Linked DNA regions of Homo sapiens: region 1 is linked to region 2. Evidence: read pairs that join two places in POLR2A ChIA-PET (ENCODE). Cell type or tissue: IMR-90. All regions are shown on one strand. Each heading gives the region's core, and the rest is flanking DNA. Links, peaks and the distances in the headings are about the cores only.

Region 1 (2,821 bases), core at 69-2,568, 74 kb before region 2:
TAAAAAACGTTTGTGCTTCAAAGAACACAATAAAGAAAGTAAAAATGCACGGTGTATTAGTCAGCTGGACCTGCCATAACAAAACGTCACAGACTGGATGGCCTAAATAACAGAAAGTTATTTCCTCACAGTTCTGGAAGCTGGAATACCAAGACCAAGGTACCAGCAGGTGTGTTTTCCTCTGAGGCCTTTCTCCTTGGCTTGCAGATGGCCACCTTCTCTCTGTGTCCTCACATGGCCTTTCCTCTGTGCCAGTGCATTCCTGGTGTTTCTTGTGTGTCCTAATCTCCTCTACTTTTTTTCTTTTTTTTTTTTTGAAACGGGGTCTCCCTCTTTCGCCCAGGCTGGAGTGAAGCGGCGCACTGCTCACTGCAACCGCTGCTCCGCCAGTTCAAGCAATTCTGCCTCAGCTTCCTGAGTAGCTGGGATTACAGGCGCCCACCAACACACCCAGCTAATTTTTGTGTTTTTAGTAGAGATGGGGTTTCACCATGTTGGCCAGTTGGTCTTGAACTCCTCCCAAAGTGCTGGGATTACAGGCGTGAGCCACCATGACCGGGCCTCCTCTTCTTATAAAGACACCCTACTGGCTTCATTTTAACTTAATTACCTCCTTAAAAGTATCTCCTAATACAGTCACATTTGTACTGGGGTTAGGGTTTCCTTCATTTCCACCAAACGAAGATGTGTAAGTTAAATATGGTATATCCATGCAATGGAATATTAGACCATACAAAGGAATGAAATATTGATACATGCCAAAGCATAGATGAACCTTGAAAATATTATGCTAAGTAAAAGAAGCCAGATACGAAAGATCATATATTGTATCATATTCTATAATTCAGTTTATATAAAATATCTATAGAGACAGAGTAGATTAGTGGTTGCCTCAGTCTGAGGGAGGGGGTGAAGCTGAGAAGAAATGGGAGGTGACTGCTAATGCATACAGGGTTTCTTTGGGAGTGATGAAAAATAATGTTTAATTGTCATAATGATTGTACAACTCTGTGAATATACGAAACATTAAACTATATACTTTAAATAGGGAATTATATGATAAGTCAATTTTTTTTTTTTTTTTTTTTTTGAGACGGAGTCTCGCTCTGTCGCCCAGGCTGGAGTGCAGTGGTGCGATCTTGGCTCACTGCAAGTTCTGCCTCCCGGGTTCACGCCATTGTCCTGCCTCAGCCTCCCAAGTAGCTGGGACTACAGAGGCACGCCACCACGCACAGCTAATTTTTTTGTATTTTTAGTAGAGACGAGGTTTCACTGTGTTAGCCAGGATGGTCTTGATCTCCTGACCTCGTGATCTGCCCGCCTCGGCCTCCCAAAGTGCTGGGATTACAGGCATGAGCCACCGCGTCCAGCCATGATATGTCAATTGTATCTCAATAAAGCTATTAAAAATACATAGGATTACAAACAAATCCAATTATTTTAAAATACAGTTTTCAAAAAAGAAGTTTTTTTTTTGAGATGGAGTCTCACTCTGTTGCCCTGGCTGGAGTGCAATGGCGCGATCTGGGCTCACTGCAACCTCTGCCTCCAAGCAATTCTCCTGCCTCAGCCTCCCGAGTAGCTGGGATTATAGGTGCCAGCCACCAGGCCTGGCTAATTTTTTTAATATTTTTTTTTTAGTAGAGATGGGGTTTCACCATGTTGGCCAAGCTGGTCTCGAACTCCTGACCTCAGTTGATCTGCCCACCTCAGCCTCCCAAAGTGCTGGGATTATAGACATGAGCCACTGCGCCAAGCCTAAAATATTTTAAAAGCATAAGATAGTATTGAGCCAGGCGTGGTGGCTCATGGGATTACATGCCTGTAATCCCAGCACTTTGGGAGGCTGAGGCGGGTGGATCACCTGAGGTCAGGAGTTCGAGACCAGCCTGGCCAACGTGGTGAAACCCCATCTGTACTAAAAATACAAAATATTAGCTGGACGTTGTGGTGGGCGCTTGTAATCCCAGCTACTAGGGAGGCTGAGCCAGGAGAATCGCTTGAACCTGGGAGGTGGAGGTTGCAATGAGCCAAGATCGCGTCATTGCACTCCAGCCTGGGCAACAAGAGCGAAACTCTGTCCCAAAAAAAAAAAAAAAGATAATATTATATGTGCTTCTTTATACATAAGAAGATCTAGATCTAGCAGTAGGTCTTATCAATAACTACCATATTTCAGAGAACCAATGAATATAAATGATAATTTGAGATATTTGCAACAACTGCAACATGATATAAAATATTTACAATTTCTTTCTTTTTTTTGAGATGGAGTCGTACTCTCACCCAGGCTGGAGTGCAGTGGCTTGATCTTGGCTCACTACAGCCTCTGCCTCCACCTCCCAGATTCAAACAATTATCCTGCCTCAGCTCCCCAAGTAGGGTGGGGTGCTACAGGCACCTGCCACCACACCCAGCTAATTTTTGTATTTTTAGTGGAGATGTGGTTTCACCATGTTGGCCAGGCTTGTCTTGAACTCCTGACCTCAAGTGATCCGCCTGCCTCGGCCTCCCACAGTGCTGGGATTACAGGTGTGAGCCACTGTGCCCAGACTTGAAATATTTATAATTTCTATTGTTAGTAAAGTTACAGGTAGTGCTAATATTATTGTGGCTTATTGCTTACATTCATAAAAAGGAAATACTAAGTTTTAGTTATAGATTAGTGAAAATAAATATATATTTTTTCTCAACAAAGTTCATGAGCCCTCTGAATTCTACCTACATACTTTGGTGTGGGGGGGGGGGGTCTTCACACTCCATGTAATAAACCCTGAATTAAAGAAGAAACCAGATAGAAGGTTATTATAGAAGCCCAAGC
Region 2 (2,821 bases), core at 293-2,792:
AACCACTGAATTTTAACTGGATACATGTTGACAGAATAAAGACTACCTTTTCCTTGCAGCTAGGTGTGGCCATGTAGTTAAGATTTGGCCAATGTCATGTGACCAGAAGTGATATGTACAATTTCCCTTACAGAACAGGGTCATGCCCTTCCAACATCCCATCCTGATGGCTGGAATATGGACATGAGGGTGAACCACCTTGGACCATGTGAAACAGGGTAACACCCCAAGGGCAGTAGAACAGGAAGACAACAAGCCTGGGTCTCAGATAACTTTGTAGCTCAGGATCCACATAAAAGATTGGACTGTTATATGAGAAATCCTTTTAAAGATCTATAAGGTCTCTCTTGCATACAACCAACTTATGTGCTAACTAATGTATAAAGTGAGAGAAAACCTCATCCTATGACATATTCTCTGTACTAATAAAGCCTTGAAGACATTGACACTCTGGATCAGGCTGTGCCTTGAGGTGAGAACCATTGCTATTTGCTAGGTTCCCCAAAATTAACGAATAATTTGTCCCTAAAAGAATATTCTTAAAATATGGTGGGTCTGGCTGGGTGCGGTGGCTCACACCTGTAATCCCAGCACTTTGGGAGGCCAAGGTGGATGGATTACGAGGTTAGGAGTTCGAGACCAGCCTGGCTAACACGGTGAAACCCCATCTCTCCATTGGAGAGACTCCCCACAGAGTAGGAGAAAATGTCTCAGATATGGAGGAATAATATGCAACAATATCTGTTCCCTGCCTGCCCTGTGCCTTGGACCATGTTGAATCCACAAGGGTAAAGTGAGAAACAGAAGCTGTTGGCAAAGGTCTAGGTGACAAAATAGCCCAGAGTTAAGAAAAGGGCATAAAACCTATTGCCTATAAGGTACTCCTCTAAAATTTGGCAACTTCTCTGAATGGTACCTTTTTGTTGTTATTTTTCATTTAAAAACTGTCTTGTATCTAATCAACTCTATGGTTCTCAAATAGATTATCAATTAATTCTCTTGGGATTGCTAGTCACCTTTTCTATAATTTTGCCTCCTAATACTTTCTGCTTTATTATATTTGCTGTAACAAATATTCTTTTAAAATTAGTTGTAAAGATGAAACAGTGTTGAAGTTTCAAATAGATATGGGAAGTAGAGATTTGATGAAAGGATATTTACATTCTGGTGATCAGATTTTTGGATTTCAAAGACCAGTCAATTTTCTTTTAGTGTTTAGGGGACTGATATAAGGCTGAAACATTTTTACATTTCCAATTTATGAACAATAAAACAAATAGAATAATTTTTATCTTACAGCTCATTCATTGTGTTTTATAGTTTTTCACTTCAGCACAAATTGGTAAAAATAACATCAGGCAAAGCACTGGTTCCTGGTTTAATGAGCAGGGTTTAAAAAATTGATTATATTTTTTGACTACATTTACTATAGATCCCTTTCAGGTAGATGCACTTTTCCAACCATTTGTTTTCCTATTTATGAAGAGACAATGAACTTTTGCTACTAAGATATATTTCTAGTAATGAGCCATGGTGCCAGTAGTTTGAAACATCTGAACCACGTATTTTGCTTTAAATCCTAATATATACATAGCCTTCTTGGACAATAATCGTTATCACTTACATTTGTATAACACGTAAGTTTCAAAGCTTTCATATACACTAGTGCACTTTATCCTTTGAATAGTTTACATTTCGTTACTCATTCTTGCATTACTCATCATGAGGAAATTAGAATTTCAGAAATGTCAACTTTGCCTTCATTCTGAGGTACTAATTTTTCACATTTCTTTCTGATGGTGAATGTATATTATTTCTTTTTTTATTTGTGTTTTTTTTGTTTTTTTTTTTGGAGATGGAGTCTCGCTCTGTCGCCAGGCTGGAGTGCAGTGGCACGATCTCGGCTCACTGCAACCTCTGCCTCCCGGGTTCAAGCGATTCTCCTGCCTTAGCCTCCCGAGTAGCTGGGACTATGGGCGCACGCCACCATGCCCTGCTAATTTTTGTATTTTTAGTAGAGACGGGGTTTCACCATGTTGGCCAGGATGGTCTTGATCTCTTGACCTCGTGATCTGCCCACCTTGGCCTCCCAAAGTGCTGGGATTACAGGCGTGAGCCACCACGCCTGGACGTATATTATTTCTTTCGCCCTATTTTGGGAATTACTCTTTCACCCTACAAACATTTGAGCTATGTGTCTTGTGAAAAATGCAAATTTCTTTTTGTAGATATGTTCTTGAGACCTTGTCACAAGAGTTTTTACCCTGGGTGTGTGGATGAACTTCAGAAATGTCATTATACCCTTAAAATTATGAAATTATGAACATATGAATTTTCCTGAAGAATGGGTCAAAAGTTTTCATCATATTCTCTATTAAGATCCAGGCACCAAAACAGAACAACACTGCTCAACTAGAGGAGATATGAGGGGCTATTATAACTTAATCCTAAAACTAAATTTAAACAAGTTATTTGCTAAATTAGTCTTCTATTTTACCTTTTTGAAAACACCAGTATTACTTACTGTTGAATTTAAAAACATGAAATAAAACTAAATCTTACCAATGGCAGTCCTACAAATGACATTATAGAAAGCATTTGCTAAACGATGTGCTGATTAATTGGAAAACTTAGAAAAGGGTTCTTGTCATGAAGATATTTCAACACTGCTAGTTCACTGCACAGCAAGAATTTTGTACATTTAGCAGAACCATTGAATTAGAAAGTCAGGAAACCTGGGTTCTAGTACCAGTTTTATTTATAACTAACCATGTACAAATCACTTATCTATAAAATAATGGTTAACATCTACTCCTTAATT

Evidence for each region. Peaks named below come from ENCODE experiments on the same cell type or tissue, not always from the same donor. Only the 100,000 strongest peaks of a DNase experiment are listed, where the experiment ranks them.
Region 1: POLR2A ChIA-PET joins it to region 2 with 7 read pairs; 4 of 35 experiments call an interaction of 5 or more read pairs at or near these places.

Annotation. Positions count from the first base shown.
Region 1 is chr13:41,113,393-41,116,213 of GRCh38, forward strand. No RefSeq gene overlaps it. Among named protein-coding and RNA genes, the nearest start is that of MIR3168, 14 kb to the left of the region's middle. In IMR-90, for the core only: no CTCF peak of the experiment used is centred there; no DNase peak of the experiment used is centred there.
Region 2 is chr13:41,187,098-41,189,918 of GRCh38, forward strand. KBTBD7 (kelch repeat and BTB domain containing 7) reads right to left here. Exons shown (of 1, transcript NM_032138.7): 1 at 2,737-2,821. All of the region lies in intron 3 of KBTBD6-DT (KBTBD6 divergent transcript), which reads left to right. Among named protein-coding and RNA genes, the nearest start is that of KBTBD7, 6.1 kb to the right of the region's middle. In IMR-90, for the core only: no CTCF peak of the experiment used is centred there; a DNase peak (open chromatin) is centred at 1,694; H3K27ac peaks cover 1,946 bases.